Regions from separate parts of the Homo sapiens genome. Here all the other regions are linked to region 1. Evidence: chromatin contacts called from ENCODE Hi-C or POLR2A ChIA-PET data. All regions are on one chromosome and are shown on one strand. Each heading gives the region's core, a stretch centred on a gene start or an enhancer-like site at or near the end of the contact. The rest is flanking DNA. Distances are from core to core; before and after follow the strand shown.

Region 1 (3,096 bases), core at 223-2,722:
GTGTGTAAATGGGGATGGTTCCCACCACTTACTTGAGACCATTGGGAATCTTGGAGTTGCCAGTACATTCCTTGGATGTACTTGGCTTTGGCTGGGGCAGCCCTGGGCCATGACCCTCTAACCTGGAATGCCACTGTTTTTGTGAACTGCTATTTTGAGCAGATATTGCAAGAAGTGTAGAAACTAAAGAGGTGACTTCTTAAGCATCAGTCTAGGAGGCAAATAGGGAAAATGGCCAAGTTGAGGTACAAGCAACACATCTGGAAAGATAAAGGAGGGTGTAAATTTCTGGAGGATCAGGGAAGGAAAGACCTCAGAGTATTTAAAAAAATACAGAATGCTTTCCAGATTTGCTCAATATCCATGGGCAAGTGCCAGGCTAATCCTGACCTTATTCCTCCAGTTTCAGCACACGTCATTAGGACAGGGTGAGTAGAGACTCTTTACTCTCCCTTCGTAAGTGGCATTCGCCAGCTTCAAACACAACACAGAAAAGACTACAGAAAGCTGTGTTTTTATCGGGCCTGTTCACTAGTGTGTCTGGGTTTACATCCTTCAAGGGCGAGATGGACTATTAGATTTGGAGTCCTGGATCAGTTGAGGGAGAGAAAGCACTGCAAGTACTTTATCACAAGTAAGCAGACCTTTACTCACCACATACTGGAGGTCTCCCATTTTTTTTTCTACATGAACTTTAAAATGTATTTTAAAATATCTATTATTTAAATTAGACTCAGCTAATGCTTGCAGAAGAGAAAGCTGGAAACAGATGGTCTTGGAAGACCAGTCAGTGGCCCAGCTTCCAGGATGTAAATCCCAGCAAAGGATTTCTAAGGATGAGCTGGGTCAGTATATATTCCACAAAAGGATGGTTCCAGTTATAGGGTACCTTTCAGGAGTGCCAGTGGGGAGCTTTGTAGGACCCGTGTAAGGCTGCCATGAGGAGCCGGTGAGCTGTCTGGGTTAGGAAAGTTGAAAGGGCCCATGCAGTGGTAAAGGAGGCCGCAGCATGAGTGAAGGTCTTTCCTCTGTGACTGGTCCTGTCCTTGTCTTCTACATCCCACAACTGAAGGAGGGACTCTGCCTGGGTTACAGCTGCCTCCGTGCAGCCCGGCAAGAAGCAGGGAATGGAGAAGGCGCTCAGTGAATACTTGAAGGCAGAAATGCAGTATTTTACTGTTTTCTATTATTTTCAATGAGGGGAAAAACGGTAAAACTCTTTTTGAAGTCATCAGACCTTCCATTTTTGGGGATGAGGAAAGAGTCTCACAGAACGGGTGGATGGCAGAGCCAAGAATTTTAATGCCAGCTGTTTTGAAGAGTGCTACTTTTCTGGAAAGTTGTATGGCTAGACTATGGGGCTTTTGCCTTCCAAGAAGTCGCCCTGAGTGTAGCATTAGTTGGAGTAACACTCCCTAAGAATCTGACGTTCCCCTCCGGCCAATTCTGATTTGGTCTTGTGTGAAATCGCAGTGCTTGTGTTGCCACATGGGGGCGCCATCGCTCTTCCTTTGCCGTGGTGGTTGGTTCCGTGCGTAGATCAGACTTCACTCCTTGAGGAGTCCCAGAAGTTTGGAGAACACAGACGGCCACCTCCTCTCCTTCTGGGTAGCTAAAAGCAAAATAAGTATGGTTTAACAGAGTCCTCAAGCTAGCAAGCAGGGGCTCAAGCAAGAAAGTAGGCCTTTTGCTACTAATCTCTTAGGTCCTTACCACCCAAAGTATGACATCACTGTTAAAAAGAAGAATCTTGGACTGCTCCCAGACCTCAGGTAGATCCCAGCCCAGTGCTTCTCAGTATACCTGGGGATCTTGCTAAAATGCAGATTCTGATTCAGCAGGTCAGAGTGGGGCTGAAGAGTCCATTTTTTTTCTTTTCTTTCTTTCTTTTTTTTTTTTGATGGAGTCTCACTCTGTCACCCAGGCTGGAGTGCAGTGGCGCGAGCTCAGCTCACTGCAACCTCTGCTGCCCGGGTTCAAGCGATTCTCCTGCCTCAGGCTACCAAGTAGCTGGGATTACAGGTGCCTGCCACCACGCCCGGCTAATTTTTGTAGTTTTAGTAGGGATGGGGTTTCACCATCTTGGCCAGGCTGGTCTTGAATTCCTGACCTCGTGATACACCTGCCTTGGCCTCCCAAAGGGCTGGGATTACAGGTGTGAGCCACCATGCCCGGCGAAGAGTCCATTTCTATCAAGTTCCCAGGAGATGCCTATCATGGACTGTGCTTTGACTGAGAAAGACAACCTATAGGAGCCTCAGTTCCTTCGCCTGTAAAACGGGGGTAACACCAGGCCTGTCCGGCATGTGAGATGATGCATGCGGAAGGCACTGAAGACAGGAAGAACAAAGGTATTGCTCACAACAGGTGTGCAACTTGCCCTTTAAAGTGCAGAGTAGCTGACCCAGACATAAGTAGTCCGAGTTACCATAGCCTCCTGGCCTTTCTTGTCCTTACCCCACCAGGAGCCCAGGCTCCAGAGGAACAAGGTAGAAAGTCAACCTAAGAACCAAAGATGTACCGCCCTCCCGTGTGACATGGTCATAGTCCCCGGATGGGGAGGGAGTGCTGCTTCCTGCCCCTGGGGTGACACGTGAATCCATCCCACCTGGATGGAGGAACGGAGGTCCCTCTTTCCTTTTGACTTGAGCCAGTCCAATGGACTCAGCCTCGTGTGATCCTATTAGTAGCTTCAGCAAGGAGCAGGAACAACACACTGACCCCTGTTCAAGGTGGAGTTCTGTAGCTGTGGGTAGAGACTCCTAGAAAGCAGCGATTTGCCTCTGAATCCTGGACATCTGCTGTAGAAAAGTGAGGAAGAGCTTCAGAATGCCTGGGCTCCGTGTGAGGCTCCTGAGGCCCAGTTTTATTTCCTTGCCTAACTTGTGGTGGAGAGGCCAAATATGCATGGCATAAAAGAGACAAGAAGGCCGGGTGTGGTGGCTCATGCTATAATCCCAGCACTTTGGGAGGCTGAGGCAGGTGGATTGCCTGAGGTCAGGGGTTTGAGACCAGCCTGGCCAACATGGTGAAACTCCGTCTCTACTAAAAATACAAAAATTACCCTGGTGTGGTGGCGGGTGCCTGTAATCCCAG
Region 2 (3,096 bases), core at 299-2,798, 110 kb after region 1:
ACCTTCCTCTCGCCACAGGATGTTTGCAACTGCAGCAGCAGAGAATGAGGAAAGCAGGAGTGTGATGGAGTCAAGGAAAAAGAAGAAAGCAGTGTTAAACCGTCACTGCAGTGATTCCATTTATGAAGATCCTGGTACCTAGTCCATCACTTACAGAATCTATACCACTCATTGCCCTAGGAACAGTATCTTGGGGGAAGCTCTGGACATGAACAAATGCTTTCAGGTCTCCAGACCCTTTGATTCTTAAGTGAATCTTTGAAATCATGCCCTAGGACCACAGAAGCTAATGGAATTTCTCACATTTCATGGATGATCAAGAGTAAGCAACATCTCTCCCAGATTTCCTGGACAACCAGCAGGAGAAGTGACTTTCAACTAGGATTCTCCTAAGATGACCACGTGAAATACTTCTGATTATCTACTTTGATGAAAATGGCTTAGCCTGGAGTCTTTGACCATGATTAACACCCATGTCTATGAAATCACACCTGCAGGCCTACCTGGGGAGCAGTGGTTATGAGGAGAGCACGCTTAGCACACCGATGGGCTGGACCCCTAGTGTAAAGGCTACCACACTCCCAATGGTGTGCATGTGTGCACAGGTCAGGTTCTGGGCCACTGTGGGACATCACGTGGATGAAGGGCAGAGGTTCAGGGCATACAGCAAGTAAAAAGCAGAGCTGGGACTCGACTATTTGGGTTTCCTTGTGTTCCTGGGCTCTGTCTGCTGTCCAGGGAATCTCCCTGTCTGTTTCCAGAGTTGTCTAGGTTGCCAGGGAAGGCCTGCTCACCTCTGGGTGCCCTCCAATTCCAGCTTTATGCAAAGAGGGATATGAGGCTTACCCCTGTCTTCACGGGCTCATGGTTGGCAGCTGTGGCCCTGGTCAATTGGTGCCCTCCCTTGCCACCCAACACCTCCCAGCCAGCTCAGTGAGAAGCATAAACGCGTGTCGACTTACGGGTCTTTCTAGCTGAGTCTTCAATGAAGAGCGAGGAGATATCTTCATCCACACCCACTTCATTTTTGGCAATGCAGGTGTATGCCCCTGTGTCTTCATACCGAACACTGCTGATGTGGAGTTCGCTCCCATTGGCTGCAGACAGGACAGTGCTCAGGGTGGACTGCTCAGCTGGAGACCCACTCACTTTCCTTTATGGGGCCATTGAGAGTGTTAGGGCTGCCCAGCCCCTGGGCAGCCAGCAGCCCTGATTATACGCCCAGGAAGGGCTGGCACATCTGAAATGCACTGAGGGTGAGCTGGACCTGAGTGACAGCTTCTCATCATTGCTGTCAGAAAGCCCCAAAAGATCTGTGTGAGCCCAGATAACAGGGAAATTTGGGAGCCATCTGTTCACTCCTAACCTGTCTGACTTATAAACAAATTATACCTCTCGTTTCCATTCCTGGAGTCTCAGCTTGATTTGAATGGGAATATCGCATAGACGTCTACCAAGGGCAGTTCTTACCTAAAAGGGAGAGCTGTTTGGACATCTGAGTTGAGACATCCACGCCGTTTTTCAGCCAAGTGATTCTGGGCATGGGAATGCCCTCAGCATGGCATCTTAGGCTGGCTGCCACTCCAGGCTCCTGTGCCTGGCTCTCTGGATAGACACGGATGACTGGCGGCACTGTGGGTGAGAGTCAGTGCTGGTGAGAAAGAGACGGCCCTGACCTGGACTTGGGCCTGTGGCCCAACCTGAGACCCTGCTCCAGAGGGGGTGAACCCAAGTAGGTGACTGGAGTTCTGTGTTTAACCAAATTATAATAATCCTGTCCAGCAACGCAAGCTCTAAAAGAAAGGGCTATAAAATAGATTGCAGATAATAAACATGTCAGACTTTGTACCCTATGACTCATGGCTTTCATCATTATTCTAAATACGATCAGAAGGCCATCCAAATATTTAATGCTGTTCAGCTGCTACATGTAAAGAGCAGCAGCCACTGAAATTTATTTCTGAATAAAATTTAGATACATTCCCTTTCTGTTATCAGAAAGCCATTGGATAGGGGTTAATTTCTTGCAGGAAATGTATCAGAAAGCACTTATGGCACTGACTGGCAGGGCCTCTGTTCTGGGGAAGTTCATTCATTTTCCAGTGGGCCATTCTCATTTCTCCACTTCTCAACCCCTGGAACATGGGTGAAAGGCCAGGTGTGCCCTCCTCAGCTTGGAGTGACTCAGCCATGGGCCCTGGCAGTCAGGTTCAGGGTTGGGGGTGTGAGCCTGCCCACTCACCAGACGAGCATGGGTGGGCAAGGCTCCAGCACCCTCCACAGAGCTCTGGCCCTTCCTACCCAGCCTGGCTGTGGGGAGGGGCCTGGAAGAAGCAATGAGGGTCTGGAGGACCCTCCCTCTTACCCCTAGCTCTGGGTCCAGGAGATAAGTATCATTTTTAGTGGAATTGAGGGTTCTTCCTTATCTATAACTTTTACTTTACACACTTTCAAAAAAGATTTGTGAGATGTAAACATACCTGCATATTAAACTAAACTAAACACACTGTCCCTGGAGATGGGGGAGATGGATTCTTCTTGAAGTGGACAGCTACATTTTCCTAGAGTTATCTGGAACTCCCTGTTGTTCAGTTAAAGAAAGCATCCCAGTACTTTAGAATAGAGAAGATTTTTCTTGGAACCAGAGCATAGAACAAATTGGTACTTATGTACAAAAGGCAATGGTGTGGATCCCGGGACCTGAGTGGGGTAGAATTTTTGTGATGCATGTGGGGTGGGCAGAGGATAAAAGAAAAACTCCACGGCCTCCCTGTGAGAAATGAACTCTGTAGCTCCTGTCACAGCTCCTCAGGGGCTGCTCATAATTCCATCAACTCAGTCTGAATTTCAAATCTTTTCTTGATCTGTGGGACACAGTTGGAGGCAGAGGTGAAAGCTAAATGGACAACTGCCTAGGGAGACAATCCCATCCTCCAATGGTCCAGAGCTGTTTCAATAACATGAGCTCAGGGCACCCAATGCCAAACCACACAGAGACCCAAAACAATAAAGTCAGAGTCCTTGCCTCAGTTTTTCTTTGTTTGAAGCCCTGGGGGAGAATGCCAGGGAGTGGCAGAAAAGCCTGTCACAAGTCAG
Region 3 (3,096 bases), core at 363-2,862, 97 kb after region 1:
CAGTTAATTTTTTTAAAACATTTTGCAAGCATTCACTCATTTCCTCTAGGTTCTAAAATTTGTTGCCTCAGAGTTGCAATGTAGTGTTATTTATTTTTTGAGATAAAATCTCATTCTGTCACCCAGGCTGGAATGCAGTGACACGATCTCGGCTCACTGCAACCTCCACCTCCACCTCCTGGGTTCAAGCGATTCTCCTGCCTCAGCCTCCTGAGTCGCTGGGATTACAGATGTGCACCACCACACCCAGCTAATTTTTGTATTTTTAGTAGAGACAGGGTTTCACCATGTTGGCCAGGATGGTCTTGAACTCCTGACCTCAGGTGATTCATCCACCTCGGCCTCCCAAAGTGCTGGGATTATAGGCATGAACCACTGCGCCTGGCCTATTTTTCAAGTCTTTTCATCCTCCTGTATCTGGAATAAAATTCCCTTTCTCATTCCTCATTTTGTCTATTTTTGTTTGCTTTTTTCTTTATTGGGGTTGTGAAGGATTCATCTTTTTTGTTTTGCTTTCTATTAATTTTAGTCTCTATTCTTTCTTGCAAGTTTTGTTCTCTTTCAATTTCTTAAATACTTCCTTTTCAGGCTTTTAAGACCCAAGAATTCCTTGGTACAGCTTTCTCTGTATCCTGTAAATTTTGATATGAAATAATTAATAGTCTCTTTTTCTTTGCTTTTGAGACCATTGGTAGTTTTCCTTTTAATTTCCTCTTTGATCCAATAGATATATCCAGGAATGTTTTCTTAATTATCAGAAAATATAGCCTACAACATCTACTTTTACAAAAATTTAAAGTTTCTTTAGTGATATACTTTTTTATATGGAGACATACTAAAAAATTCTATTTGACTGATGAAAGGCTTTCTATGTTTTTATTAAACCAAACTTCTTGTTTATATTCAATTTTCCTGTCATCTTGTCTCTTCGTATATTTTAAATCAAGCTCTTCTATGTTAATCACTCTTGTTTTACGTATTCGTTACGTTGTTTGTTTGATATAGATCAGCTGTTCAGCACCTACTGTCTCTCAACATGCTTAGTGCTCTTAACCCTAAATTCCACATTGCCTGACGCTACCATGCATGCATGCTTTTTTGTTCACCTGTCATCACTATTCTCACCCCTTTAAGGGCAACCTTTTATTATCACTTTATGTGTGTTTCTTGGAAAAAAGTTATTGCTAGTTTTTAAACCCAGTCTGCTCATCTCTGCTTTTAATTGGGGAATTCAGTCATATTTGATACGAGATATTCACTTCTCAACTACCAATTTCAAACAACATTCTCTGTATCCTCTCTTATCCCAATAAAATGAGGTTTAAAGTGAAGTTTTGAGTATTTTTACTCCCCCTTTCTGCATACTCCCTACTTTTGTTTATTTTTTGAAACAGGGTCTCACTCTGTCACCCAGGCTGGAGTGCAGTGGCATGATCTCGGCTCACTGCAGCCTCCACCTTCTAGGCTCAAGTGATTGATTCTCCTGTCTCAGCCTATCAAGTAGCTAGGACTACAGGTGCGTCAGCACACCTGGCTAATTTTTTTATTTTATTTTTTGTAGAGATGCGGTTTTCCTAGGTTGCTCCTGCTGGTCTCCGACTCCTGAGCTCAAGTAATCCTCCTGCCTCAGCCTCCCAAAGTGCTAGGATTGCAGGTAAGAGCCACTGCACCTGGCTCCTACTCTTTTTACTGAAACAATTTATCTTTAGTTACAGCTTGGTATCAGAATTTCTTTCATTGTCTCTCTCCTCATTCAAATGTCCTCACCTGGCACTTATTGTACATTTCTAGATAGCCTCTCCTCATCCATTTTACTTTTAATTTTAGATCTTCCTCTCCTGGTTCATTACTTGCCACTATCTCTGTCCACCTTGATGTCTCTAATCTGGCTCATCTGATGTTTGTCTAGTATCTTTCCTTAGGTGTGGCCCATGAGTGATGGGCTCCCTGAGTTCCTGCGTACCCGTATATCTTTCTTTTGTCCTGACAGGTAAATGATGTCTTGCTTGGGAATAGAACCCTTGGAGCGTGTAGATGGGATACCACGGTCTTCCAGCTCCTATTGCAGGTGAGAAGTCCACTGTCAATTTGATTAGTTTTTCTTAAAACTTGGAGTGCTGGAACTTTATCACTAGTGAAGAGATGTGTCATTTCTCATCAGTTTAGCCTGGACTTGTAGATTCCTTTTAATCTACAGGATTAAGTTTCTTCAACTTGAATATTTTATTGGAAACTTATTTAATGTTTGACTCCGTTCTAATAGTTATCTTTTCTTTCTAAACTTCTGTTCTTCCCACTTCACGGCTCAACCTCTTCATGGGTTTGCTCTGTGATTTGAGAGAGCTTTTCTTGTTCTTTATCTTTCAGACTACTATTTTGGGTCTCAGTAGAAACCATGCATTTTTCTTTTTTTGTTTTTTGAGACAGAGTCTTGCTCTGCTGCCCAGGCTGGAGTGCAGTGGTTCCATCGTGGCTCACTACAACCTCTGCCTCCAGGGTTCAGGCGATTCTCCTTGCTCCTGAGTAGCTGGGACTACAGCTGTGCACCATCACGTCTGGCTAAGTTTGGTATTTTTAGTAGAGACGGGGTTTCACTATGTTGGCCAGGCTGGTTTCAAATGCCTGACCTCAGGTGATCTGCCCACCTTGGCCTCCCAAAGTGCTGGGATTACAGGCGTGAGCCACTGTGCCTGTTCACATTTTTCATCTATTGCAGTTTTAAACTGGGAAATCTTTTTTGTTCTTTTTCTAGTGGCCCCTCCTCTTGAATTTTCTGAAGTGCTTTCTTATTTTTTGTTGGTATTTCTGGCAGCTGTATTTCTTTGGGCTGGTACTCTGTTCTGAGTGGCCTTTATTGTGGTGTCCAGGCTCTCTGATAGGTTATTACTATTTTTTGTCACCTCACTGGACCCAAGAATGGTTGGTGGCTTCCCCAGTGTGACAGTGGCCTCAGAGTATAGAAACTGAAGTTGTGAGTGATGCAGAGGTGCAGGTAGGTGGTCAGTCCCTAGAAGGAAGCTTCTCCAGACCCTGGTCTTTCTGCCCTCTTGCCAGTCTTGGTTCCAGAGGGTTCTACAGGGGAGTTAGCTCCATTTG

Evidence for each region. A loop is a pair of places that touch in the nucleus more often than their neighbours do. ChIA-PET counts read pairs that join two places held with the same protein, here RNA polymerase II (POLR2A). Pooled maps may share reads with other maps.
Region 2: a pooled map shows a loop between it and region 1 (2.9-fold over the local background). The contact joins two enhancer-like sites. A Hi-C loop is called at or near these places in 10 of 168 maps with a recorded cell type or tissue (CD4-positive, alpha-beta T cell, CD4-positive, alpha-beta memory T cell, CD8-positive, alpha-beta T cell and 4 more), 1 of 37 single-sample maps with no recorded cell type and 14 of 50 pooled maps. POLR2A ChIA-PET finds 5 or more read pairs at or near these places in 3 of 52 experiments (MCF 10A, WTC11 and activated CD4-positive, alpha-beta T cell).
Region 3: a pooled map shows a loop between it and region 1 (4-fold over the local background). The contact joins the promoter of CTB-49A3.2 here to the enhancer-like site in region 1. A Hi-C loop is called at or near these places in 7 of 168 maps with a recorded cell type or tissue (CD4-positive, alpha-beta T cell, CD4-positive, alpha-beta memory T cell, CD8-positive, alpha-beta T cell and 1 more), 3 of 37 single-sample maps with no recorded cell type and 12 of 50 pooled maps. POLR2A ChIA-PET finds 5 or more read pairs at or near these places in 1 of 52 experiments (naive thymus-derived CD8-positive, alpha-beta T cell).

What each region holds. Positions count from the first base shown.
Region 1 is chr5:133,109,904-133,112,999 of GRCh38, forward strand. LOC105379178 (a long non-coding RNA gene) reads right to left here. Exons shown (of 3, transcript XR_948792.2): 3 at 1,165-1,612. Among named protein-coding and RNA genes, the nearest start is that of HSPA4, 59 kb to the left of the region's middle. Within about 2 kb of position 1,473, at least 2 of the 41 ENCODE cell types and tissues checked have a DNase peak (open chromatin) inside an H3K27ac peak, as active enhancers do.
Region 2 is chr5:133,224,188-133,227,283 of GRCh38, forward strand. FSTL4 (follistatin like 4) reads right to left here. Exons shown (of 16, transcript NM_015082.2): 9 at 1,471-1,632; 10 at 963-1,097; 11 at 3-29. It overlaps CTB-49A3.2 (a long non-coding RNA gene), which reads left to right. Exons shown (of 3, transcript XR_007058938.1): 3 at 1-1,853. Among named protein-coding and RNA genes, the nearest start is that of CTB-49A3.2, 18 kb to the left of the region's middle. Within about 2 kb of position 1,549, at least 4 of the 41 ENCODE cell types and tissues checked have a DNase peak (open chromatin) inside an H3K27ac peak, as active enhancers do.
Region 3 is chr5:133,206,275-133,209,370 of GRCh38, forward strand. CTB-49A3.2 (a long non-coding RNA gene) reads left to right here and starts at 1,613. Exons shown (of 3, transcript XR_007058938.1): 1 at 1,613-1,654; 2 at 1,991-2,068. The region is part of intron 14 of FSTL4 (follistatin like 4); the gene reads right to left.